7 separate regions of the Homo sapiens genome follow, and regions 1, 2, 4, 5, 6 and 7 are each linked to region 3. The links are chromatin loops, found by intact Hi-C in ENCODE. Cell type or tissue: PC-3. All regions are shown on one strand.

Region 1 (4,000 bases), 550 kb after region 3:
TAAAGATACCCAACAAATGTTAATTTCTTCCTTTTTTTTTTTAAATCCTCTCCCTCCTCACCAACTCCCACCATGCAAATATAATTAATCTCTGGTTCTAAAAAAAAGACAACTGAGCTCCTGCATACCAAAGGAATAAAAAACTAACACTTCCTTTAGCTCAATTTAATCTAGGCCCCACTGAATGTAATAGTGAGCAAAGACCATACAATAGCAAATCATTATAGATCACAACTAGTAATCCCAAATGACAGGTCTCCTCTGTTCTGAATTTCATTTCATTGAAATTGTTCCAAAGTTTGCATCTTAAATTACACAAATTATATTCACTCCTGTCTTCTATTTTAAAAGGGGAAAATTGTGCATTCATTTACCTGTTCCCTTTAAACATCTTAACTCCTGCTTACACTTGTATGAAAGCATTGATCTTATCATAATTAGAGAAAGTTCCTAAAAACAAAAAAAGCAATGACACACAATTAATCTACAGTGTGTATATCAGAATTAGGTTCAGAAAATCCCAAAACAACTGTAGCTTACAGGAGATGAGCTTTTTCTCTTACACAAAACAGGTTGGAGGATGGGCAGTTGGGGGCTGGTGTAGAAGCTGCAGGATGTTGGCAGGGACCCAGGCTCCCATCCCTCTACTCCACTATCCCAAGGCATGTCTTCTATCCTCAAGGTCACCTTGTGGTCCAGATGGCTTCCTGCCCTTCAGGAAGGAGGAGGGAAAGCCTGAGTCAACACACTTTACAAACCTTCCTTATAATAGAAGGGGTTGAGGAAGGTTGTGTGGAAGATGCTTCTGAGTTGGGCCCAGATGGACAGGTAGGAAAAGGACATCCTCCATAGAGTGGATCATGTCAGCAATGAAGTCAGAAAAGTACAAGTATGGTTAAGGAACAAGAAAGATTCATCTGAATATAATAATATTTGGGAAAAATAGTAATGCGTGTATTGAAGATGAGCCTTGGTGTACAATTGACTATAAGCCTCCCCGCATATAACAGAATGATTCTCTTATTTTCTCATGATCTGGGGAAGTAGGTTTGGAAATTCAAGCCTGGGGTGGAGTAATAGGAAAATATAATCAGAATAAAGAGGATGAGTTTTTTGTTCTTTTGGTCTTCCAGCCCCTCAGCTCTGGCCATGCCAACGCACCCCTTTCCGGGAGTGAGTCCACCCAGAACCCTTCGTGCCCATGGACATGCTTCAATGCTGTGCACTGGGTTATCTCTCTTGGAAGAACACAAACACACAGGCTGGCGCACAGTAAGCACTGCAGAAATATTGTGGATGAAGAATCTAGAAACTAGGGTGCATGCTCCAGGAGTGTAGAGAGAGCCCAAATCAAGATGCACCTTTAATATCACTCTAAGGTGTTAGGAAATGGGGAATGAGGAGAGGCTTTCAAAACAGAGGGGCAACAAAATCAGAACTATTATTTGGAATAGTAACTCCAACAGCATGAATTGGAAGAGGAAATACCTTAAAAGATGAGTTAGGAGACTATTTCATTCACACAGGAGGGTCTAGATAACTAAAACAGAAACAACAGTCATATTGAAGAAGACTGGCAAGAGGTCAGCATCCCATGATCGCGCTGCACTGTTGCTTTATATGATTGTGTTTGATGGCACGATTGTTTACAACCCTTGACTTTCTTCCCTGCTTTATCATTAGCATTACTTTAGAATAATGAAGCCTGTTCCATCCATTAACTCCACTAACATTTGATCTCCCCATAGGTTGAGGTTAAAAATTAATTACTCTTCCAACATATTGATTACATGACTATAAATATAAAAACAGAACTACAGAGTAACTACAGGGACCCTTTGTTTAAATAGCATGTTTGCTCTTTTTAAAGGAGGTAATTAATGGCAAAGGACTTTGGAACTGGAGGAACATGCTAGAAAAGCAACCCTTGAGTGCCATCTAGTGTTGACAACACATTTAAATGTAGTGTATCAAAGAAAGGTCTGGTTTCTTACACTGTAGGTGACTTAATTGTTGAAAGCAGGCAATGTTTGAATAGTAAAAAACCAAACTTACCCTGCCTTTGTTGCTTGCCACCTGGGTATTAACATGAATCTTCATTTTTGAACTTCAGTGGGAGGAAGCCTTCATTTCAGCTTCTAGGTCAAGGTGCGTTAACAGAATTGGAGGGCATTGAGTTTAACTCACATAACTCTTTCTTTTTGTCATTCCAGGAAAAAGTTACCCCTAAGGTAAAGCTAGCATGTAACTCCTCCTTTTCCTCCCTTTTACCAGTTAGTTTCAGACTATTTCACCTAATTAAAAATGAACTCATAATATTTCATGAATTAAAGAATGGAGAACATAGAAGAGGTTAAGAACTGGTGTTGAAATCTCCTGCCATGGAAATTCATTGTTACTGAGGTGGCTCATATATCAGAGCACTGCCTTCTGCGGACATTAAAATTCACTTTGTTTCGTGTCCCTAATACTGCCCAGCCCTTGGGAAGCACGAAGCTGACATTGTATTAGGCAATTCACGCTGACCTAATAACTCAAAGCAATCATCACTGGTAACTTAAAGTGACTACACTCCAAAAGAAATAGAGCCTAAGGTCACAGTTATAAATCTTACCACAGGAAGGCCAAAGATTATAATCTTTATGCCAAGTGCTGCAGATTCCTTTCTGCTTAGGAGAGTCATATTTCAAAGACTTTACTAATCTGAAACCTATAGGTGGTTGTGACAATAGCAGATATGGCTTACATGACATCAAACCCACATTTTAAAGAACACTGGGTAAATCAGTAAAAAAGGGGCAATTATATTTATTATATCTGCAGCCAAGACTGTATACTTTTACCTTCATACTATACTGAAATGCAATATCATAATTGTTTTTGAACTCAAAGGCCTAACATATAATAAAAGCATAGTTAACTAAGGAGGCGTGTGATCCTCTTATCAGTGTATATTTGCATAATTTGCAAGCAGTCTCTGAGTTTGCTATGATGATGTGTAAACAGAGGGTATTTGTTCAGTTGGAACTTTGTGCTGTGGAGACTAAAGTCAAAGGTTTGATCCCTAATCAGGGCAGACAGCTTCACTGTTGGGTGACTGAAAGCACTTTATCATTATGCTTCCTCAAGATCGAGGGGCTTCAGGACAGTGAACATGTAAGTTGCCCACTGCTAAAGAAAAACATGTTTTAAATGTTTTTATTTGACTTTTTTTTATATAAGGAATGTATGCCTTCTTTGTGCAAAATAAGATGTGATTTTTTTAAAGCTAACATTCTTGCAGACTCTAACAATCTCCTCCCGCATCCCCTCTGTTCCCATAGCTTCTCTCACCTCCATATTTACAAGCCTCTCATTTTTATAGAAAGATATACACATATGTTGATTTTAGAGTTTTAAATAAAAATAGGATCATGCTGTATACATAATTTGCAACAGTTTATTTTGACTTTGCAGCATATCACAGGTATTCCTCCAGTTTATAATTCAGTCTTTCTCATTGCTACCTGACCATCTGTAGAATGGCTGTTACAATCCACTCAGGCTGTTTCCAGTATTTTTTTTTGGTTTATTTTGTTTACTGTTACAAACAATACTACAAAAAAACTTTTACGTATAATCTAATATACTGGCCTTTTATTCTAGGATACAGTCCCAAAAGTGGGGTCAGTAAATCACACACTGTTTGTATTTTATTAGATATTAGGCAAGTTGTTTTCCCCAAAGGCTGCACCTTTTCACACTCCCAACGATATTTGAAAATACTTATTTCCCTATTTTGTACCAGCTTGGGACATCAGCACTCTTTTTCATTACTGCCAAATAAGTAAACAATGGTTTCTTACTGTTGTCATAATTTGCTTTTCCATGATTAACAGAGAAGTTGACTTCCTGTGTTTATGTGTTTTGTAGCCATCTGCATTTCTTTAAATTGCCTTTCCACAGCCTTTGCCCCATTTTATTCTTTCCTCTATTTTTTATTCAATTGTTTGTCTTTCAG
Region 2 (4,000 bases), 190 kb after region 3:
GCCACATGTGTTTAATTATCCAGCTGCAGCTCCAAAATAAGTAAGATCGGAAAATTCTTTCAGATCTCCGTGTAGCTGAATATCAAAGGAAATTTGGGTGATTCTAAAACTATTGTACTTCTGGTTCGTGTTGGAATTATGAGAGTTCTCCTGTTTTTGTCTCTAAATATAGAGTTCAGTGATTTGAACCTATGGAATCTCCCTGCAGTCTTTTTTCTTTTATATGACGACTATATAATAAGTGAAGAGCATTTTGAAGAGGGCAAGTTCACTTTTTTTAGTTGAGGCCAAAGGCCACAGTAAAATCTTTGTTCTTTTACTTTTATTTCTAACTATGCCTAATTTTTTTAGTATTCTCTGAAATTTTATTAAATTCTTTTTATAAATATCTTTCTGGATCTTTTAAAACTTTTTTTCTTCAACATCTAAGAAAAAACATGTCACAATAATATTGTGATGCTTGCCTTTGCTGGGCAAAATATGTTTTTCAGACGTTAATCTTTATTACAAATATAGATCTGAAGGAGCTTTAGGCAGTCAGTTCAGTCTAACCTGTTTCCAAACAGGTCTGATGAAGCCTGAGCTGGTGATGCCACCAAGGCAGATTTTATGATAGGGAGAAAGTGCAATATTTGAAGGGTAGAAAACAGCAAGAAAGTGATTCTGTGCGCTGAGCTTCAGGACTCTGACCACTATGCTTCCTCACGGATGGGTCACTTCTTTTTTTCTTTTTTTTTTTTTTTTTGAGACGGAGTCTCGCTCTGTCGCCCAGGCCGGAGTGCAGTGGCGCGATCTCGGCTCACTGCAAGCTCCGCCTCCAGGGTTCACGCCATTCCCCTGCCTCAGCCTCCGGAGTAGCTGGGACTACAGGCGGCCGCCATCATGCCCAGCTATTTTTTAGCAGAGACTGGCTTTCACCGTGTTAGCCAGGATGGTCTCTATCTCCTGACCTCGCGATCCGCCCGCCTCGGCCTTCCAGAGTGCTGGGATTACAGGCGTGAGCCATCGCACCCGGCCCGGATGGGTCACTTCTTTAGGAAAGAAAACCTCTACTCCACTGTTAAATGTAAGAGCTCAGAAACCATTGAAATACTTTTTATATAATGTTAAGGAGTACAAGAAAGTGTAATGGTAGAGGAACAGTCAATGCAAAAAGTAAAATCAATACATGCCAATAAAAAATGTGAAACCTTCTAAAGGAAAGAATATATACATTTGCCCAAGAAATTCTTCTATTTAGAATAAACAATTTTAAAACATGGATATGCATATTTAGTATGAGACATTAACATGTAAATTATCTTTAAATAGTTTTTTATTATATTGTTAAAAGAGTAAAGAATGTGTGTTGGGGTCCTAGGTGTGGAAAGTGATGCTGAGCCAGAATTAGGAAGATACTCTGTTATTGAGAAGCTGGGAATTTGAAAGGAAGTTTGGTATCTGAGAGAGGTGAAGGAGGGAGGGGGCATAAACATTTTTCCACAAACACTCCCAGATCAGGAATTTGTGTGACTAAGGCATGATGCATAACTGAAATCTAAAAAGGTGTGACTAATGCCTGTGTAATTTTTTGTGGTGCATTTCTGTTCATGAAAGTAAAACAATGCCTTTTCCAAGTTTTAGTATTTGGAAAGCTTCCCATAGGGAGTATCAAAAATACATATTCTTCCACTACCTTTACTCTTCCACAATTAATTCTGGCTTCACTCCTCACCTATTGTGGGACTGTGAACCAGTGACCTAGCTTCTCCATGTTGCTTTTCCCACGTGTAAAATTGAGATATTAATAGTACATATGACATAAAGTTGTTATAAGTTGTTATAAATGAGGTAAAGATTAAATAAAATACTAATTGAATCTAAAACATAAAGTTGTTATAAAGATTAAGTGAGATAGTGCAAATAAAGTGCTTAGCACAGCGCCTGGAACATAGTGAAGTCTGCAATAAGTGGAAGTCATTCAAACTATTAGGGTCTTTAAAACCACAGGGATATTTCACAGGAACAAAGCAGTGATCTATATAGTATGTCATATGAATGGGAAAAATAGCCAATGTGACAAAAGAAGATACACATCAGTGTCTGTTGAATTAAGGCTCTGGTTGGTGATAATTCTATACCTGTGGATTTCCGAAGACCAGCTGAACAAACACAATTCCCAATAAATATACTTGTCTGCCTTACGAGGCAGCATTCTGTCGAACTGTGCTATCCAATAGAGCTTTCTCTGATGATGGAAATATTCTATTACTCTCTACCCAGTACAGTAGCCTCTTGCCACATGTCATAACTGAGTACTTGGAATATGGTTAGTATAACTGAGGGACTGAACTTTTATTTTAAATTTAGATAGCCATATGTGGCTGTGGCTGCCATTTTGGACAGCACAGCTATAGAAAGATACAAATAAACAGCATACATAAGTCATAAGTCATATATTTAAAACAACTTCTCTTTTCCTCACTCTACATTATGCCAAAGCCAAAAGACAAGTTTAAGTACCTTGCATCATCCTTTTATTATGGCACACTAGAATACTCAGCGTAGGTATATGCTGAAGGGGCAAAGAGCAAGGACATTCCAGTAGCATAGCACATCTAGAACCCAGATCTCAGTTTCAAAGTACCATTATTCACTAAGAGTACACATGAATTTTTGGAGACGTGGCTGATTCCGAGTTGGAGATGAAGAATACAAAGTCAAAAAACAAAAACAAAACAAAACATGATGCAGTTACACAAAGAAATTTCAATATTTGTTTGCATTTTTGAAAGATATTAAAGGTTGTCCAATCGTTGCCTACAGCAACACTTCTTAAAATTCCATTTATCCCATTCCTTTCCATATCTCCCGCACCCTGCATCTGTCTTAAATATCAGACTCTCCCCCTTTTCCTCTCAATTCCCACTAAATTCAGTCTCCAAACAAAATTTGTATAGCTCCTCACCTCTCTCCATTCTTTTGCTTTCTCCTCAAGTCTTTCTTTTTTCCCCCTTGAATAAATCTTTCTAGTGCAGATACCCCTTCCTTGCTTCTCCTTTCCCCATTCTCTGATTTTATGGCACAGAAAGCAAGGAACCAAGATGGCAGATTCAACATATCTCTTAGAAATTACAAAGACCAAGCTAACAAATTCAGATTTCTCTTATAGACGTGGTCAGAGGGAGAAAGTATGGAAGTACTTGTAACTTAATTTTTTCTTTCTACTTATTTTTGAGTCCTAAGCACATGTATTATATACTATTTTCTGAGACCCTTTCTAATGTCATCTAACCAAGTTTCTGAAAGCACCACACACAGTTAATCCTATACATGCAATTATTTGTTGACTATATAATATTATAAGTAAAATTACTTCCTGCCAAAAATATATCCTCATTTCAGATAGCAAGTTCCCTGTTAGAATGAGGTATGTATTTCCTTTCCAAGCATTATTATACAAAAATAGAAATACACCTAGAGGAATAACACATTAAACAACTATCAAACGTTAACATTCAACATATCTGTTTCTGCCCTGGCAGGTTCCTGGCATCAGACAATGCCTGGAATGGAACTATTCCTAAAAGTGGAAGGGCTGATGGCATTGTACCATCGTAGGTACAATGCACGCCATGGGGTGTAGCTGGGAAGGGTGTGTTTGGGGTGGAAGCAAAAATCATAAGGTCACCCGAATGCTAGTTGAGGGGTAAGACACACGAAGAGTAAGCAAGATGCCCCCAAAATTCCATTTCACGGTATTGCCTCTAGTCGTCCTTATCCATTCATCAAATAATTAAGGTATGAACAATATATAATTAAATAATTTTGGCAAAAGGTGAGTTTCTGTTATTATACAAAGGCTTAACTAATAATGTGAGTCTTAAGGTTTCATACTATGAAATGCTAGAAAACATAACAGACGTTCTCACACCTTTCTCAGTTTCTATCTTGGTGCCTCTATTAATACACGAAAATAATGTGCTTCCCCTTTACAGCCATGAAAATCATATTGAAAATG
Region 3 (4,000 bases):
CAGAACATGTATAAACTATAAGGCATGGACTATCCAGTGTTTCAGAGGTCCGAACTGGTTTTCTGTTTTCTGCTATAACATAGGTTATTTATTCATTTTCCTCATGTGCATGTTTGAATAAGAAGAAAATTTTGTGGTGTAAATGTATGTATGTTTGTGTATGTATATACATGTTTGTATGTCATGTATATATACATAACACATACTGAATGGTACAGGGATTGTAAGTATTAATGTTCTACAATATTAGATTACACATAAATTATGACTGATCTTATGACAGAATAGAAGCCAATTAACTACAAGTTATATTTTTAGTGCAAATTCATTTTTCTCAAACACTGTCAGTATTTTTAATTGAGTCCTTAATTACTTTGAACATGATTTTAATTTACTACTGTCTAGAAATTAGTGGTGTTAATAATCTCATGTGTCATAGGTAAGACAGGTAAAATTACCACTTCAAAGCTTTAATGAACAAGGAAAAATCATAAACTTCTGTGTAATTACAAATGTGCAATCTAATAAAATACATCAGAACTAAGCACACTGCTTTGGAACTTCCCATCAAGACTTTCTGCCTTGAATGCCATGAAGTTATCTTACATGCATCAAATCACCTGTTTGGCCTTCACTCGTTATTTCTCAGGCTGCTCAGAATATTGACCTCCATTAACAGTTGGCCAAAAAGGTTAGCTAGAAGGCCACCCTCCATTGTGTATTTCTGAGGTTGTCATTATGAGTTTTAATTTATCATCTAAAGAAATATGTCCTAAGATGAAAATGTTACCATTACAGCTTGATCTCTCACCCTCTTCTCTTGTATTATTTCTTAATAGGTGTGTCAAGGATGCCACAATGCCATCGACCCAGAAGTGCAGCGGGTGACCTATAACAATTTCAGCTGGCATGCATCCACAGAGTGCTTTCTGTGCTCTTGCTGCAGCAAATGCCTCATTGGGCAGAAGTTCATGCCAGTAGAAGGGATGGTTTTCTGTTCAGTGGAATGTAAGAAGAGGATGTCTTAGGAGGAGGGCACCCAGAAGTATCGAGCCATAGCTATCCAAAGTGGTCTGCATTTCTACTGTAAAATGCAATTTGAAAAAAATAAAACGCAAAAAAAGAAACTGTAAAGGAAACCAAGAGATTTTGTTTAATTTTTTTGGCCATTTTTTCTTCATCAATTTTTTTTCGGTCTCAACTTTTAAACTTGGTTTAAGCATTTGATTTGTAAAACAGTAAATAATTGTATCTTTCCATAGCTTTTCAAATGTGAAATCATTTTTGGAAGCTTGGATCTCATTAAACTTCATGTCTCTATTCCATTTGTGCCACACACTTAAAAGTTAGTGTACTGAATGGAAAGATGAGCATTCCTAGTTCTACACTTCTTTTTTCCCCCTCATGTGTAAAATGAAAAGAAAACTAAATTTGCCCTAATACCAAGGCGCTACGTTTATTGCCTCGTCTTATTCACTGACCTTTGTAATGATACACAGTGAATTCTTTTTGACAAAGAGAAATGCAGTGTAGTATGCAGAGCTGCTGTTTTAATGCCTATGCATTTACTCTTTCCTGATTTAGGCAGAGGTGGCATTTTCTTTATTGCATTTCTCTATTTTTTTAATGTACCCTACCTTCAGTATTCTCTTTGTAAGTTGGTGACTTGCATCTGTGGCCTTGAATATTTTATTATCACATGTGGCATAACAGTATCCACACTTTTTAGTTCTTTATTTTTTTTTTTTTATTTTGAGCAATTCTCCTGCCTCAGCCTCCCAAATAGCTGGGATTACAGGTGCATGCCACCACACCCAGCTAATTTTTGTATTTTTAGTAGAGACAGGTTTTCACCATGTTAGCCAGGCTGGTCTCAAACTCCTGACCTCAGATGATCCGCCTGCCTTGGCCTCCCAAAGTGCTGGGATTACAGGTGTGGGAGCCACCATGCCTGACCCACACACTTTTTACTTGTATAGATGATTTTTGGCTTGGACATAAAAGCCAAGCCACCCATTTGCTTTTAATCCAAAGAACATGTATAGTTTTTGTACCCAGAGACTATGATTTATATTGATTGCACTTGCCTGCCATGATTTAGATAAGATTTTTTTTGCATGGTTTTTATTCTTTCCTAATGGATCCTGTTTTATAATACTTCCAAGCCTGTCCATGGATATATCAAATGTCTTCACTTGTATATTTTCATGGCTAGGTATTTCTAATGTTTATTCTTCCCTGTGTACTTCTACACATAGCTATGCACTATGAAAATTAAATGGAATGAATGATATGTATATTACTCAAAATAAAGTTTCTTTCACTTTAATAATCATTGTATCTTTTTATTCATATCCTTTTTTGAGTGAAAAATGCTTCTGCAACTAAGCATGTGTTACAGCAGGGGGCGATGTCTCCAAGGATAAAAATTACCCAAACGAAAATAAAAGTCTGCCTCTGACAGGACAGCACAGAATCTAGATGTTTCATTATGGAGAAAAGATAAGGTTTATGAAACTTTCAAATCAGGACTTTTAAGTTTGGTCATGCAAGAGTTTTTTTCTTTTTCAAAGAAAGGGAAAGTAATTTTAATTAAAATTTGGGAGAGCTTATTTTCTATTCAGTTGGATCTAACAAGCCTTTTATACTTGGGTTTCAACTCTGGTTTCTTTATATGTAAAAAATATTAAAAGAAGAATTTTTTCATGGAAACTTATCGTGAGACAGAAAGCAAATGGGGAATAGTGGTAGACTCATGCTTCCTAATGTTAGCAGGCCATAATACTTTCTCCCTCAGTCTACAATTATTTCTGTCATAGTGGGAGTTGCAGTTTTCTCTGATACATACCCAGAATAACTTGACTTTTTTTTTTTTCCAGCTCCTGTTTGGCCAATAGTACTTCTCTTTACATTCCACCTCTCCACTCCCCACCACCACACACACATGCACATGTGCATACCAAGCATACAAATTTACTCCTTCTGCACTATGCCTTCAACCATGCAAAAGTAACTTTTGGAGCTTGGATACGTGTCACCTTATCTAAAGTAATCTAATTCTGCATATAATTTTAGAAGCTAATATCACAAGTATCATTACTGTCTATAAAGATCGCTTTATGGTTGCTCATATCTTTATCTTAAATGGCAACAAATATATTTTCCACAGCATATTGTCCACAAAGTTGTACAACTTAACTTTTCCCAGACATGGCTAAGTGAGAATAAACTGAAACAGAACCCATCTGCTACTAACACGGCCAATCCCTTAGGAAATCTGGATTGCTCTTGAGACATACTAGCCTTCATATTTGTTGCATGGTACCTACATATCTCCCTTTCCTCCTTCCTTTTTTTTTTTTTTTTTTTTTTTGAGGTGGGGGGGGCGGCAAATGAGTTAGGGATTATTCTTTCTTTTCATTGACTAGCTGAAACTTCTATTACTGAAGTCTTCAAGCATAGATTTCCAAATTTGACTTTGAAGTATTTCAGCCCAATTTCACCAAAGGCAAGGGATTCATCACTGATTCATTCTCAAGGAATTTCCAACACATAGCGTTTAAGCTTATACAACTTCACCGTAGTTACCAAAGAGACACCAACACCCAAGATCAGTATTCAGCCTTTGTCTTGAGATGCCTTGGCATATCTGAACTTGTCTTCTGGGTATTCACTTAATTCTTTGGAAAACTTGGGTTTCCGTCAATGTCTCTATAAAAAGGCACTTTGCCACAATTTCTCACTCATCTGCCCCTTCTTGACCTCTGCTGATTTAAATGCTTGCCGACAACTTTGATGACTGTAATGAATGCCCACATGTATGCAAAGGACCCACTGTGCTGGTTTATGTGTATGTGCTTTGACCACACAAAACACATTCTGGCTCGATTAATAGATTAATAGGATCTTTTTTCATATATTTAGTTGATGCTTAAATAGCTTTGGCTAATTATTTTGTTCTTTCACAGAGAACTTGTCATTGTAGCTTTTATTTGATCTG
Region 4 (4,000 bases), 270 kb after region 3:
TTTACAATAAAGTAAAGACAGAAGCCCCAGATTCAGGAACAGACAAAATACTTTAATCGCTATCACATTTTTTTTAAGTCTAGTCAATTAGAAAAGTCAAATCTTTCCTCACAGCCAAGCACATTAAAAAAAAATCTTCTCTGGTAATAAACTTGAAGCTTTAAATAATTCTACAATTATAAACATTTTGTGTATTTTGCAAATATGGCATAACCTGTTGGCATAAAATTCCATTGTTCCAGAAAATATCGGTAATAAAATTATAGAAAAGTTAAAGATCTTCATTTCTTATTTCGAAGCGTTTGGGAGACATTTCAGAAACGGATGGGAAATGTTAAATTCTGCATGCCTGCTTAAGTTTCCATCCACACCGACTAGATGTAAACGAGTGTCACCAAAAGTACACCACAGGCACCCACACAGATTCCTTCCATAAGGGATCCACAAAGTTTAGATGTGAAATGTACCTAAAGGTTCCTAGCCGTCTTTCATCCCTCCCTCTGTGAAACAGGGAGACACATGTGTTTTAAGGCAGAGATGGAACTTGGGCGATGGGCGGGGGGTGGGGGAGGTGGGAAGGGACGGCTTAGGACAGGGCAGGATTGTGGATTGTTTCTGCCGCCTTGGTTGCCCATACTGGGCATCTCTGCAGGCGCGTCGGCTCCCTCCACCCCTGCTGAGATGATGCACTGCGAAAACATTCGCTCTCCCCGGGACGCCTCTCGGTGGTTCAGAGCAGGGAAAATGTTGCCTCAGGTTTAAAATAATCTGCCCAAGCACCCCAGCGCGGGAGAAACGTTCTCACTCGCTCTCTGCTCGCTGCGGGCGCTCCCCGCCCTCTGCTGCCAGAACCTTGGGGATGTGCCTAGACCCGGCGCAGCACACGTCCGGGCCAACCGCGAGCAGAACAAACCTTTGGCGGGCGGCCAGGAGGCTCCCTCCCAGCCACCGCCCCCCTCCAGCGCCTTTTTTTCCCCCCATACAATACAAGATCTTCCTTCCTCAGTTCCCTTAAAGCACAGCCCAGGGAAACCTCCTCACAGTTTTCATCCAGCCACGGGCCAGCATGTCTGGGGGCAAATACGTAGACTCGGAGGTAGGCATCCGTGGGGGGGCGCCGGCTCGGGCGTGCGGGGAGTGTCCGCTTCTGCTATCTGCCTCTCCAAATATCCCGACTGCTGCCCTGGCCCCAGCCCTCTCTCCACTTCGGAGCACTCCTCTGGCGTTGGCACCGCTGAGGAATGGGCCTGGGCGGGGAGGTGAAGAGAAGCCAGGAATGTTTTATGTTTTCCTAATGGAGAGGGGGCCTAGGGAGCCCCTGAGCTAGGAGGACACGGAAAAGGGGATTGGGGTCCTGAGATTGGGTCTGTTGGGCCCAGGACGCGTTTTCTGGATGGGTCTAGGATGCTCCCTTGTCGCGGGACCCCCGCGGTCCGGCCCTGCCTGCTGGGGGTTCGAAGAGGTGGAGTGCAGGGTGGAGGTGTTATTTACCCGAGTCCTGGGGACAGTCCCCGGGACTCTCCGCCAGGCGCCCAGACCGGCAGGTCCCGCAGGCGGCGCGCGGTGTGTTTGCACTTTCCAAAGTTCTTGAACCATCTCAAGAACTCCTTCTGCATCTTGGCGTCTGGCAGGGGTGTTCCGAGAGAGGTAGACCTCCCCTCCCCAAACTGCCACCATCACTTCCAACGCCCTCCACGCGCTGGAGCTCTGCCCGGGTGTGGAAACCTCGTCTTCCAACACGTAGCTGCCCTTCAGCCACCCGCCCGCAGCCTGGGAGTGCCCTGAGGGTGGGTCGGGGGAGCTGCGCAGGTGAGACTGAGTTCTAGGACATTTAGGGGGTCTGGTGCCTGGCTCCGCCAAAAATGGGGACTTTCGGGATTGTGATCATCACGGCGGATTGAGCAGGGAGAGCCGTGGAGGGACAAGAGAGGGCCGAGGCAGGGTGGGGGGCGCGGGCAGGTGCGAGGGGGATGCGGCCAAGAAGCAGCGATAAAGGGAACATTCCACGGGTCGGGCGGCTGCTGTTGGATCTTAGATAAAGCTGGAAGGGATTACCGGGGCAGGGGTAATAGGGACCGGGGACGGGAACGCGAAACAGGTGAAGCGCTCAGGGCGAGAGCGACTCGGCTTAGGGAGTCCGGGAGAAGCCTGCGGCTGCCCCCTCGCCGCCGAGGTCCTGCGGGTCCTGCGGGTCCTGCGTGCTGAGCCGGGGCGTGCGCGGGCGGGGGCCTTCGGACCGCGCGGCGGGGCCTGCCCTGACCCCTGGCGGCGGGCGGGGGAGGCAGGCGCGCCCTGCAGAGTACAGAGGGGTGTGGTGTCCTCTGCGAGATCCTCTTAAAAAGCTGGCTACGCGCAGGCGGTTTCTGTGCACGGAGCCGTAGCTGTCGGAGCGGTTAGTTCGATTTCGAGCTCGAGGTTTCCCCCGCCGCCAGGCTGACTTCTCATCGCTTGTTTTTCTTTTTGCATTTTTCCTCCCACCGCCGTTGCCGCCCTCCCCGTCCTGGCCGTCCGCCCTCCGCCCTCTGCAGGGACATCTCTACACCGTTCCCATCCGGGAACAGGGCAACATCTACAAGCCCAACAACAAGGCCATGGCAGACGAGCTGAGCGAGAAGCAAGTGTACGACGCGCACACCAAGGAGATCGACCTGGTCAACCGCGACCCTAAACACCTCAACGATGACGTGGTCAAGGTAAGCCAAGGCGACCAACAGGGAAGGGCTGGGACAGCTCTCCTCTGGCAGTTAGCCCGTGCATCCTTCTTTAGCATTGCCGTGTACGCACACCCCACCCCGCCCCCTACACGCGCACACACACACACACACAGAGTTTTGTGGGTTTGATGTGTGGGAGCTCCCGCAGTCGGCAGAAACGTTACATCTCCCTTCCCCCATCTCCCCCCAATAGTTAGTTCAGCTGAAATTCAGCTAAAGTGAGTTTTGTAGAAGTTCCTATAACTACACTTTTATCCTAGCAAATGAGCCTATTGACCTCAGCAACAGACGGCCCATACTCCTTGGGACGGTGAGATGGTTCCTATCCATTCCCAGGTTGAAAGTCTAGTGACAGGTCCCCACTGCACGTGGCATTAAGACAGTCAGATAATTGTGTCAGGTCTTGTGCTGAGGATGAGTCAGAATACAAGATGGGCATGTTCCCCCAACTAAAACGATGGGAAGTGATTTTCTTAAAAATACTACAGTGGATGGAAATGCCTAGGACTAAAGACAAAGAAAATACGTACTTATTCATATACATATGAAAGTTACTTTAACTAGACTAACAAGTCACTTGTGCACAACTAAGCAAATTTACAAAACCAAAAACAATGTATGCCTCTTGGTTTCTTCTATCTATGGACACCTGCACTTAGATGTGGAAAGCTGCTTCTTTAGTAGCTACCTGGGTCAGCCTGCCCTGAGCTAATGGCACATTCAGGTTGGAGTTCCTTTTCATACTTTCAGGATGTGCTTGGTGAGATTAAAAATAATTGGACTGGGTTATTGGCCAGACTTAGATCTGACTCAGTGGTCAGTTTTAAATTATCATTGTTATTAGATTTTGACCCTTTTAGCCAATCTAGTGGGAGGAATTTATTGCCTAAACACATCTGGATTGGGATATCATGGGCTAGAGCCATCCTTGGCAAAGGGTTTTCTCTGAGAAATGGAGGGCTAAGGAAAAATCCTGGCTCAGGGACTGCAGTGTGAAGATCTACTCCTATACAACCCCCAGCAATCAATGAGGCGGATGAGCAATTTCCACCCACCACGCCTGCTATCTATGGATGGGAGGAGCTATAGTTCACAAACCGTTTACATTCATGAATAATATATTTCAAAAGGGGAAACAGTTTAATCTGTAACTGGAAGGGAAAAAAAAACTGTCAGAATTGACTCCCTTGGCTTCCTGGAGTAGGAAAAAGGAAAATTGGAGCATTTGCAGCTTTTTTTGACTAGCTGGATTATGGAATATTTAAAAGCAACAGCAACAAAAGTAC
Region 5 (4,000 bases), 330 kb after region 3:
GAACCAACCCAAATGCCCATCAATAATTGACTGGATAAAGAAAATATAGCATATATGTACCATGGAATACTAGGCAGCCATAAAAAAGGATGAGTTCATGTCCTTTGTGGGGACATGGATGAAGCTGGAAACCATAATTCTCTGCAAACTTACACAGGAACAGAAAACCAAACAACGCATGTTCTCACTTATAAGTGGGAGCTGAACCATGAGAAAACATGGACACAGGGAGGGGAACATTGCACACCGGGGCCTGTTGAGGGTGGGGGGCAAGGGAGAGCATTAGGACAAATACCTAATGCATGCAGGGTTTAAAACTTAGATGATGGGTTGATGGGTGCAGCAAATCTCTTTCTTTTGTAAATTGCCCAGTCCAGTCTTGGGTATGTCTTTATCAGCAGCGTGAAAACAGACTAATACATATGTCCTTTTAGAGGCTAATATTCCATTCTATGTATATACTGCATGTTGTTTATTCATTCATTCATCCACGGACATTTGGGTGGCTTTCCCCTTCTGGCTGTTGTGAATAATGCTGCTATGAACACGAGGGTACAGATATCTCTTCAAGGCCCTGATTTCAATTCTTTTGAGTCTTCACCCAGAAGTAAGGTTGTCTTGAGCTCTTCTTAGGTTCTCATCCTGACTACCGTGCCTCTGTACAGTGGGACACAGAGCCACCCTCCCCACAGAGGAGCTCTCTCCTCCTGCTACCATTATCGTGGCAGTAGTTCCTGCCTCTTTTGTACGTTCAAACTCTTGGGATTGGAATGTTAATTTTCTCTGCATTATCATCCATTCATTCACTTATTGGAGAAATATTTACTGTAAGTCTGAGACCTGAAGACCAAGAAGATGATGGCCTTGTGAAAACTAGAGGAGGAGAAGAGCATTCAGGGTCCAGTGAGTGTGGGTGTGGAGATTTGGCTTACACTTGCTTAATCTCCTCTCACTCTCCCTGTGTTTGTACTCCATGCTCTTTTACACCATGCTGTATGCATCCTGGTTTCAAACAGAGTCAGGGACTTCAGCTGGTACATTCCCAGTCATTTCATTATGAGCAGGCTCTCCCCAACCTTCCCCTGACCCAGTGGCCTCACCACATCCTGCTGCCTAGCACTTGCTTATTTCTGGCCTGACAAAACGCCTAGTGGATGCTCTCAGTGCATCGACTCTTGGAAACAATGATTCTTCCTCTCTACTACCCAGTAGAGTGAGAGAGGTTCTTTATCTTGCCTAAGTGTTTTGAGGCACACAAGAAAAACCACAAAGGCAGAGCTTCCCTGGACACTTCCTCTCCTTTAGGGGAAAACAAAATCAATTCTCTCTCTCTCCCTCCCTCCCTCCCTCCCGAAGCCTCCCCACTGCCCTCCAAGTTTTTCACGTTGACAAATCAGACTGGAAGCCTGTATGACAGCCACTTTTCAGTATTTAACAATAACCCTCCCTACATCATCTACAAGTTATGTCTTCAACACACAAGGACAGTTTCTAGGACAAGCATTATCCAGGACTTTGCTACTCATATTAAAGGGCAGCATCCTATCCGCAAATCACACCCTCCAGTCTGCCCCCCTCTGACAATTCAAGAAAACTTACAGAATATTGGTTTATTGCATTTATCATTTCAGGGTTTGAGGATGTTTTAAGTTAATGATTTCCCTTTTTTTTTATTGTGCCAAAATCTTGTTCAAACACAATGAAATAAAACATGTAGATACAGGTTTCATTTCCATTGGTTGTCTGAGGCTAAAAATAAGAAGCCAGTGCTTAATGCTGACTTTTAATCTTATTGTGTGAGACCTTATCAATGTTTCCAAAATGCAGATTTAAAAAATAGCTGTGGTTAGGGTTTGAGAGGATATTCTGTGAATTCTAGTGCATGCACTGCCATCTACTGGACATTTATGATATAAAACTAAGCTGCATAGAAATAAGTGTATTTAATCACTGAAGACTCTGTAGAAGACAATACTAATGACATTACTCTTTAGAAAAAAGATAAGTATCTGGATAGATTAATGGAATAAATAAGTATAATATGCAGGCACAACAATATTCCTGTCTGGAATTTCTTGTTACTAAAGAATTTGTATTTTCATCTGCAGAGTAATGTTTGTCACTCTAATGAATGCAGAATCACAGCATTCATGCTGATAAAATCATTTTCAAATTGTGGTTCCTTAATACGACCAGGGAGAAGAGGCAACTCATATTGTCCTTCAGGTGGTGGAATTAAAGTAGGTATATGAGACTTCCCTTAGGATATTCTGTCTAATCATATATTCTGAAAAAAATTATGAGCATACTATCATGTACAGTTACAGAACTTCAGCAGTTTTTAAGAAATTTAACTCAATCACATCCACAATGCTGAACTTCTCATAAATAAAATTTAATATTCATTTCAGAAGGCAGTGCAGGGTTTTATAGTGTGTTGTGGCCATTATTTAACATATTAATTATTTTTGTATAATACTATTAAACACTTACTTAGGTGACATTTCTACCTGTTTTTCTTCTGGATACATAAGGGTTATCCCTTAATTGGATGGTAGAAAACCATATGGATTTTACATTTTAAAATGTACAAAGTAACTAGTTCTGAATATTTGACGTACATATGGGAGTGATATTCTTTTTTTGCACAGTAATTTGATAATAAGGCAGAAGTTTGGGGGCAGAGTGGGCTTAGGTGTAAAAAAGATAAAATTAATTATAGATATTACACCCAACCTTTATAAATCACATGTCATTTTACTTATTTTAGGCCAGACCTCCCTTCCATGCATATGCATCGTACTAAGAAAGATGCTTTCAACAACAATGTAATAAATTGCTCCCAGTCGCCTTAAGCCTTAAGTCTTAGAGGGGTGTGTGTGTGTGTGTGTGTTAGAGAAGTTGTTTATCAGAAGGAATTAGTCTCTTCAATGAAGGCAACAGAAGAAATCACGACAGAGTATATGCTAATGAAAGAGTTAAATGAGTGGAGTTTATTTTAGCTGCAAGAGCACACAAGAAAACATAGCGAATGATAAATAATTTGGAATTAGTCAACTGGGATGAGGTTTCTATTAAAATCCTTGAATGAGACCATTATCCTTTTAACAAAGAAAAAAAAAAGAAAGTCTGTATTTTAAGAAAGCTAAATTTTTTATTGATACATAATGACCATACATATTTCTGGGGTACATGTGAAACTTTGATAAATGCATACAATGTGTAATGATAAAATCAGGGCAATTGGGATATCTATCACTCAAACACTTATTATTTCTCTGTGTTGGGAATATTCCAAATCTTCTAGCTATTTTGAAATATACAATAAATTATTGTTAACTATAGTCACCCTACTCTGCTATTAAACACTAGAACTTATTCTTCCTATCTAACTATGTTTTGGTACCCATTAACAAGAAAGCTAACTTGTTAAGTTAAATAAAATTTAAGGAAATTGTCTAAGTATTTTATCTTTTTTAGACACCATAACAAATAGGAAATAACATATTTTTATATCTCATGACACTCCTAGCTTTTGTTTAAACCTGAACTCTCAAATACAGAGAATTAGCTTAGAAAAATAACTGCAGGGGTTAGGCTTTGAAATTTATCTTACTAAGCATGACAGCATGTTCTCAATGTTTTGCATGTTTCAATCTTTGTTTGTGAACTAGAAAAAGCATCTTTATTTAAATTCAATTAAACCAGACCTACATAGCTGAAACCCTGAGAGAAAACACAATTATGGAATCAATCCCAAAGCACTTGTATGGTGAATTCAGGCAAAAATGGAAATGGTCAATGTGAAATAACAAGATTAATATACAGCCAATCAGTAAAGAAAGTAAATTAAGTATATTGGTGAATACCACCCCCAAATTCATCAAGAAATTTTCATGTTTCCATACACTATAAATCTATATTATCTAAGACTGCAGCCTCTAGACACATGTGGCTACTTACATTTAAATGAATCTTTCATTAGACAAAATTAAAATTT
Region 6 (4,000 bases), 83 kb after region 3:
TTACTTTTGAATTCATTTATGGCTAGGTACACATGAAATAAACACTCTACATTGTCTACAGTGGTAATTGCCAAGAAAAAGAGTATATTTTAGTAACAATTTGGCTAAGCGCCTCAAATTCAAAGTAATTCCACATTTAAATACTAACACTCAAACCTGAAAGTTGTCTTTAAAAGCTTTATAAATTGTTTCTGGTGAGGGTTTTACGACTATGGGGTGGGTGGAAAGGGGAGGAAGGAAGAGGGACTGCCTCACTATAAGCTGATAACAAGGTTGCTAAAAATTGCTCTTATCAATGGTCTTTGCACTTAACTTGTTTAAATAAAAGAAAAAACTTCATGTGAGTCATCGTATTTTGTTCACTACAGCTTGGCAGGTCACCTTGTTCTAGCAGATAGAAACTGAATCAATATGGGAAGAGCCAGAATTTGGACAAGGTTCACCAAACATTCACACTGATGCCAGGTGGGCCAAGAAAAAGGGAATGTCCTGCCTCTGAGGTATCTAAAAATTTTTATGTTTAAGTCAAGGGTTTTGTGTTGTGAAGGCAGAGCTTTGAATTTCTAATAGAAGAAGAAAAGCAGAATATACCCAGAAACTCCTGATTAAATTTATGGTCCTCTAATAATATTTTAACTTTAAAGGAGTCAGACGGCATTCTAGAAAAGAGCCCTTTGGTCAATGCTTTCCTATCTATAGTTTAATCAACCCTTCCATATATGCACATATTAAGCAAATTCAAATGACATTAAAAATAAGTTACATTTCTTATTCTAACCCCTGCCATTCATCCCGCTTTCCCCCCATTGTCACACATATGCCCACTTCCACTTCTGCACATAGGAAGAAAGGGTGAATAAATGTCAGAATCAAGTGGAAAGATTAATCATAGGCTGTTTTTTACATTGTTTTATTCTGAGTCAGAATACGCTTTACAGGACATAGGCAAGCACTTGAAATATAGGACTCAGAACATAAGATGCTTCGTAGGACCCAGGCAAGCACAGCAATTAAATGGAATTCCACATTTTTAAGGAAAGCTTTTTACTTTTCTTCCTCTTTTTGTTTCTCTTTACTTTTGCAGCTCCCTTCAAAAGTCCTTTCTGTGAGACACATTTTTAACTACCATATTGTTCAATTTTAACAAGAGTTCAGGGTGAGGAAGGTTATAGCTGAGGCATTTACAAGGATTTCCTGTTTGTAGTGGCTGCTTTTTCCTCTTTGGTAATGTGTTTTTCACATTTTTTAAAAGCTGCCTGTATGCATTAATATTACTTAATCTCCATCACCTTAAGAAACCATATGGGGCAGGGAGAGGAAGACCGGTGCTGGCTCTTTCCCTTTCTCAATGACTTGAGACACCTTAACCTTGCTTAACTTTTTCTAGAAAATGAAGATAGTAACACCTGCTCTGAATTGTCACAGAATTATTGTAAGGCTCAAATAAAATCTATGTATTTAAGGAATCAATATGTAATAAAGATCTTGAAGTGTTAGTAGTCGATTATATCTGAGATACATTCGCCAATATCCAAGGGGGACAAAGAGAGCTCCATACCCCGGGGGAAATGTAGTCCACTGACAATTTGTCCACACAATTAGAATACAAAATAGCACCCTATGCCTCAACTTTTTTACAGTCAAAGAAAGCATGAGGCATAAATAGTCCTGAAGGGATGTGGAGTCTGTTTGCTCTGCATATGATTTGCATATGCTCCTCTGAAAAGTCACCGGGCAACCGAGTAATTGTACAGTAATGATGTGGTTAAAAAAACAGATTGATCTACTTTTATTATTATTGTTACAAAATAATACATATATTTTTAAAATTCAAACGATACTAAAAGTTACATTCCCTGTCCTACTCCCTGTCACTTATACCATTTCCCAGTTTCTGTTTTTAGTTCTGATGGTTTCCTTTTTGCTCTCCACTGTGACTGATATACATTTATACTTCTATTTTTTGATGACTCAAGTTTCGATAGTATCTTCTCACTCCCAGTACAAGATATTCAGTACACAAAAGATATCCTTTTCTCTCCTGAGTTTCATTTTACGTGTGTATGAACACACAAACATGCTAACACACATGCTCACACAATCTTTTAGCTCTTGTATAGGTTCCTGAATTAATTGTTCAGTAGTATACTAAGCCTCTACTTCTGGTTTCCAATTTAGGCCCTGCATGTTGTCCAACACTAGCCCATCAGTGGGATTGTTTTACATTCAGGGCAGCTGCACTACTGCCTCCTTGGAGAACAGTGCCTCCTGGAGTTTAGCAGTGCACAGCCCTACAGATTAATGCAGGGGCCCTGATCATATTTGTATTTTGTTCCTGTATATGTTTAATCAATCTTTAGAATCTCATCTATAGTTGGTTCATTATTGCTGGGAAACAAACGGCATTTACAAAGTCAAATTTTAGTAATGTTATTCATTATATAAATGAATAGTATCTTTCTCTCCATATCCTTTACAAAGTCTTCAAAAGTTTCTGAAATTTCACTAGGATAAGTTGGTGGATCTTTTTCTCACCCATTCAGTACTTTGTGGGCTTTTTCAAATGGCAGATTTGTGTCTTTTTTAAAACTCTGAATAATTTTCTTCTATTACAGCTTTGATAATTTTCATCCCTCTGTTTTCCCTACTCACTCTTTCTAGAACTTCTTTTTCCATTTTTTAGTGATAAAATACACATACATAAATACTATCTTAACCATTTCTAAGTATGCAATTCAGTGGTACTAAATACATTCATAATGTTATGCCACATAACCACCATCCATCTCCATAACTCTTTTCAACTTGTAAAACTGAAACTCTATACCCATTAAGCAATAACTCCTCATTCCTCCTCCCCCAAACTCCTGGAAACAACTATTCTACTTTCTGTGTTTATGATTTTGAATACTCTAAGTACTTCATGTAAAAGGAATCATGCAGCATTTGTGTTTTTGTAATTGGCTTATTTCACTTAGCAGGTCCTCAGGGTTCATCAGTGTTTTAGCATGAATCAGAATTTCCTTCTTTTTAAGGCTGCATAATAGTCTACTGTATGTATACACCATAGTTACTTATCCACACATCCACTGATGGATACTTGAGTTGCTTCCATGGTTTAGCTACTGTGGATAATGCTGCTATGGTCATGAGTGTACAAATATCTCTTAGGGTTCTATCAATTATTTTGGGTATATACTCAGAAGTGGAATTGCTGAATCATATAATGATTCTATTTTTAATTTTTTTAGGAATGGCCATACTGTTGTCCACAGTGGCTGTATCACATAAATTCCCATTAATGGTGCAAAGGTTTCAGTTTCTCCACATCCTCACCAACATTTGTTATTTTCTGTTTTGTCTTGTTGATATTTGTCATTCTAATGAGCGTGAGGCGTTATCTCATGGTAGTTTTAATTTGCACTTCCCTAATGATTAGTGATGCTAAGCATCTGTTCACGTACTTATTGTCCATTTGTATATCTTGTTTGGAGAAATGTCTATTCAAGTACTCTGCTCATTTTTGAATCAGGTTGTTTGCTTTTTTTGTTGTAAGTTACAGAAGTTTCTATATATTCTAAATATTATATTCTGATAAGGGTATCAGATATATGACTTGAGAATATTTCCTCCCATTCTGTGGTTCACATTTTTACTCCATTGCTAGTGTCTTTTGATGTATAAAATTAATTTTAATGAGGTCAATTTGTCTATTATTTCCTTTGCTGTCTGTGCCTTTGGTGTCAAGTCCAAGAAGTCATTGCCAAGTCCAATGTCATAAAGCTTTTGCTCTATGTTTTCTTCTGAGAGTTTTATTAGTTTAGATCTTACATTTAGGTCTTTGATGCATTTGCAGTTAATTTTTGTATATAGTGTTGGGTAAGGGCCCAACTTCATTCTTTTGCATGGGAAAATCCAGTTTTCTAAGCACCATTGTTGAAAAGAGTATTCTTTCTACATTGAATAGTCTTAGCACCTTGTCAAAAATCACTTGATCATA
Region 7 (4,000 bases), 180 kb after region 3:
AAACTTCAAACTATACTACAGGGATATAGTAACTAAAACAGCATGGTACTGGTTCAAAAACACATAGACCAATGGAGCAGGTTAGATAACCCAGAAATAAAGCCTCACACATACAACCATCTGATTCTCAAAAAAGCTGACAAAAACAAGAAATGTGGAAAGGACTCCTTAAATGTAAAACCTAAAACTATAAAAACCCTAGAAATACCATTCTGGATATTGACCCAGGCTAAGATTTCATGAAAAAGGCTCCAAAATAATTGCAACAAAAACAAAAATTGACTACTGGGACCTAATTAAACTAAACAGTTTCTGCACAGCAAAATAAACTATCAACAGAGTAAATAGATACCCTAGAAAATGGGAGAAAATATTTGTGAACTATGCACCTGACAAAGGTCTAATATCCCGAATCTATAAGAAACTCAAGTCAACAACCAAAAACCTAACAACCCCATTGACAAGTGGGCAACGAAGAACAGGCACTTCTCAAAAGACACAGACACGGCCAACAAGCGTATAAAAAAATGCTCAATATAACCAATTATTAGGGAAATGCAAATCAAAACCACAATGAGATACTATCTCACACCAGTCAGAATGGCTATTATTAAAAAGTCAAAAAATAACAGATGCTGCCAAGATTGTGGAGAAAAGAGAATGCTTATACACTGCTGGTGGGAATGTAAATACGTTTAGCCACTGTGGAAAGCATTTGGAGATTTCTCAGAGAATTTAAAACAGAATTACCATTCAACCCAGCAATCCCACTACTGGGTATATACCCAGAGGAAAATAAATTTTGCTACCAAAAAGACACATGCACTTGTACATCCATCACAACACTATTCACAAGAGCAAAGACATTAAATCAACCAAGATGCCCATCAACAGTGGACTGGATAAAGAAAATGTGATACACACACACACACACACACACACACACACACACATATATATACACACACACACATATATATATATATACACATATATATATATATATATATACATACATACTGTGGAATACTACGTAGCTATAAAATACATGAGATCATGGTCTTTGCAGCAATATGGATGGAGCTGGAGGTCATTATCCTATGTGAATTAATATGGAAACAGAAAACCAAATACCTCATGATCTCACTTATAAGTGGGAGCTACACATTAAGTACACATGGACACAAAGAAGGGAATAATAGACACTGGGGTCTGTTTGAGGGTGGAGGGTGGAAGGAGGGTGAAGATTGAAAAAACTACCAATCAGGTATTATGCTGATTACCTGGGTGACAAAACTATCTGTACACCAAACCTCTTTGACATGCAATTTACCCATGTAACAAACTTGCACATGTAACCCTTGAATGTAAAATTAAAGTTGGAAAGAAAAAAGAAAGAAAGGAATCCTAAGAACCCATGGAGAATTCAAATACAACAAAGACTGACAAATAATCACCTCTCTATCCCCAAGTGCTTGGCCCTCAATAATTCAGGGCTTATTAAATAAATGAACAGATGAATTAATGTCTATTGGAGTTAACTTTGAGATCAGGATTAAACGTGGCATACGCGATTTTAGTGAAACAGATAACTGAGATTGCAATGGGCTAATTAGCCGACATTCTGCAATACGTCCTAGTCATTTTTCAGAAAAATTTTCAATCACATTAAGTTACATATGGACTCAGAATGGAATTAAAAATTAAATCTAGAGTAGTAAGCCATGCTGCAGACCATTTTACATTGTAGTTTATTATACTGTTTTTATAATTATGAAGTATTAATATATGCCAGATAATTATCAGTTCTATTTTCAAATAATTTTCTCTTTCACAATTAATGAAAATATTCCAATTTCTTAGTAGTCTTATTGTTTTCCCTGAAGAGTTCCAATAAGACATGGTTTTAAAAGGTACTTTAAAGAGATTGTTAGAATATGATTTTGAAGTTTATGGCTCAAAGATAAACTGATTTCTAACCAAATTTGTGATGAGTACAGTGAGCATTGGAGTTCCCGGCCTACCACCTTCTCTGCCATCTCTTGGTAACAATCACCCTCCGTTTTCTTGTTCACATGTCCCATGAAGAGCTCATATGCCTCAGGGAAAGCTGACTCCAATCACTGGATCTACAAGGGACGCAGGCAGCTCAGGCATAAACAGATCTGCACAAGCACATTCATTGGCCATTGGTAGGGTATATGGCCAAATTTTTAGTGTATATGACTTCTGTGAGACAGGAGGAGATATTTGTAGGCACTCCTTTGAAACAAGCTTTCTCCTCTGGGGAACAACTGAAGACACCATTTCTTCCACTGGATGGTGACACCTGGAGCAATACAGCCGACTTCCTACCAGATTCTCCATCCAACTGAGGATGAGGCAGACATCTGGAGAAAGAGGGGGCTGTGGGAGGTTGAGCCCAGCTCAACTAGGATTTATTGGCCTTCCTATAAATTCCAGCATTTCCACTAGGTGGAAGTGGTTGACATAGAAAACGGCTAAAGATATCACAAAAGTACAGCTAAGATGGAGATTAAGAGAAAGGACTTTGGAACCACACAGCCTGGGCCAACTCCCAGTTCCACACCCCTCTACCTATGTGATCATAGGGAGTCATTTAGATTTGTGCCTTGGTGTCATCTCTGCAAAATAGGGATAATAATGTTTATATCACAATACTATGAGTTAGTAACAATGAATTTTTTTAAATGGATTAATAGCATAAAGTGCCCAGAACAGTGTCCAGCACATTGTCAATCCCCCAATAAGAGGCAGCCTTTCTCAAGGTCCTTTTAGTCCTGAAGAGTCTATCTGTCAATCAATTATTTATAATTATGTTATGTAAAGCCTATGATACAATATTTCCACTTGCAAATTTCAGTACAAACTTCATAGCCAGGTTAACTCTTAAGATCAAGAATTGACTGCCAGTAGATCTAGAACTGAACCTAGAACTTCTGAACCACTTGGTCAATTCACCAAATATTAAATCCCTCTTATATGAAAGATATTGGATGTATAGATTCATTTAATAACAACTGCAGTGAGCCAGATAGTATTCTAAAGCTTTTAGTTTACAGAAGTAAACAGAAGACACCCAATCTCTACCCTCATGACATCCTTATTAGAGTGGCCATCTGAGTTCCATAACTAAGTCACATCCCCTCCCATTAAAATGTTCAGCAGTCCCATACAGGAAGAAATGTACAACTAGCTGACACTGTGATAAGTGTTATCATACCGTGAAACATCTGGTAGATGGGAGCAATAAAACAAGGAGAGGTTAAAGATGTGTTCCAGGAAGATATGGAGTTTGTCAGGCATGTTGGTATTAGGTAGAGGGGAATAAATGGCTCTCAATGAAGAGAAGAGGGATTGTGACAGGTGTAGTGGCAGAGGTGTGACCAGGATGGAAGACTGATTCAGAAAACACAAGGTGTCCCAGCACAGCCCTGCCTGTGCACAAAGTCACAGGGACTGGCAGAGCTCAGATCCTGGAAGACCACATAAGCCATGTTAAATTCAGACCTGCCATGATAGATACTGTGGAAGAGATTTTTGTCAAATAAGTGTTGGTCCCACAGGGTAGCAGAAGAAACTTGAGAGGCTTGGGTGTCTCCTCACAGGGAGCAATGGATAAAGGAAGCATGTATTAAAGAGTGTGAAATGTATCCCAAAGCAAATTTCCATTACCGATTTTCTGTTAACTGATTCAGATCACTAGAAACATCTAATTTATTTTTTAGACAGTTCCAAAAGATAAGAAAAAGCAAAACACTGAACTAACACCAGAATCTGTTGATGCATTTTGATCCTGAAACAGGATTCCATATTAAAGTCAGCTAGCACGTTTATGTTAATTTTGTTTAAATCAAACACTACTTCTTATGTGGCTATAGCAAATAATGCTTAGAGTCCTAGGAAATTACATTAGCTTCATATCTAGACATTTTGGCTGGAACTAAAATATCAAGTGTTGTTTATACATGAAATCATG

Evidence for each region. Peaks named below come from ENCODE experiments on the same cell type or tissue, not always from the same donor. Only the 100,000 strongest peaks of a DNase experiment are listed, where the experiment ranks them.
Region 1: a loop joins it to region 3, with 7 times the contacts of the local background. A loop is called at or near these places in 83 of 110 quality-filtered maps.
Region 2: a loop joins it to region 3, with 4 times the contacts of the local background. A loop is called at or near these places in 17 of 110 quality-filtered maps.
Region 4: a loop joins it to region 3, with 10 times the contacts of the local background. A loop is called at or near these places in 83 of 110 quality-filtered maps.
Region 5: it touches region 3 in a loop (6-fold over the local background); 106 of 110 quality-filtered maps call a loop at or near these places.
Region 6: a loop joins it to region 3, with 2.8 times the contacts of the local background. A loop is called at or near these places in 29 of 110 quality-filtered maps.
Region 7: it touches region 3 in a loop (6-fold over the local background); 17 of 110 quality-filtered maps call a loop at or near these places.

What each region holds. Positions count from the first base shown.
Region 1 is chr7:116,807,947-116,811,946 of GRCh38, forward strand. It overlaps LOC124901731 (a long non-coding RNA gene), which reads left to right and starts at 3,074. Exons shown (of 3, transcript XR_007060489.1): 1 at 3,074-3,156. In PC-3, CTCF peaks have their summits at 1,946 (motif pointing left) and 2,157; DNase peaks (open chromatin) are centred at 1,935 and 2,575; H3K4me3 peaks cover 1,043 bases; H3K27ac peaks cover 1,240 bases.
Region 2 is chr7:116,441,724-116,445,723 of GRCh38, forward strand. All of the region lies in intron 1 of CAV2-DT (CAV2 divergent transcript), which reads right to left. Among named protein-coding and RNA genes, the nearest start is that of CAV2-DT, 56 kb to the right of the region's middle. RefSeq lists an enhancer at 755-1,954. In PC-3, no CTCF peak of the experiment used is centred here; DNase peaks (open chromatin) are centred at 568 and 1,548; H3K27ac peaks cover 2,762 bases.
Region 3 is chr7:116,256,455-116,260,454 of GRCh38, forward strand. It overlaps TES (testin LIM domain protein), which reads left to right. Exons shown (of 7, transcript NM_015641.4): 7 at 840-2,329. The coding sequence ends at 1,028. It overlaps LOC124901730 (a long non-coding RNA gene), which reads right to left and starts at 850. Exons shown (of 4, transcript XR_007060485.1): 1 at 1-850. In PC-3, a CTCF peak has its summit at 2,402 (motif pointing right); DNase peaks (open chromatin) are centred at 2,417 and 3,557; H3K27ac peaks cover 1,376 bases.
Region 4 is chr7:116,523,997-116,527,996 of GRCh38, forward strand. CAV1 (caveolin 1) reads left to right here and starts at 1,040. Exons shown (of 3, transcript NM_001753.5): 1 at 1,040-1,096; 2 at 2,529-2,693. The coding sequence starts at 1,067. RefSeq lists silencers at 2,022-2,411, 2,642-2,741. In PC-3, a CTCF peak has its summit at 2,277 (motif pointing left); DNase peaks (open chromatin) are centred at 775, 2,305 and 2,655; H3K4me3 peaks cover 3,949 bases; H3K27ac peaks cover 4,000 bases.
Region 5 is chr7:116,587,305-116,591,304 of GRCh38, forward strand. The region is part of intron 2 of COMETT (cytosolic oncogenic antisense to MET transcript); the gene reads right to left. Among named protein-coding and RNA genes, the nearest start is that of CAV1, 64 kb to the left of the region's middle. RefSeq lists an enhancer at 1,033-1,132. In PC-3, a CTCF peak has its summit at 1,879 (motif pointing left); DNase peaks (open chromatin) are centred at 1,127 and 1,867; H3K27ac peaks cover 658 bases.
Region 6 is chr7:116,339,455-116,343,454 of GRCh38, forward strand. It overlaps LOC124900233 (a long non-coding RNA gene), which reads left to right. Exons shown (of 3, transcript XR_007060487.1): 2 at 369-465. Among named protein-coding and RNA genes, the nearest start is that of TES, 130 kb to the left of the region's middle. In PC-3, CTCF peaks have their summits at 2,262 (motif pointing left) and 2,461; a DNase peak (open chromatin) is centred at 937; H3K27ac peaks cover 1,519 bases.
Region 7 is chr7:116,435,980-116,439,979 of GRCh38, forward strand. All of the region lies in intron 1 of CAV2-DT (CAV2 divergent transcript), which reads right to left. Among named protein-coding and RNA genes, the nearest start is that of CAV2-DT, 62 kb to the right of the region's middle. In PC-3, a CTCF peak has its summit at 2,458 (motif pointing right); no DNase peak of the experiment used is centred here; H3K27ac peaks cover 262 bases.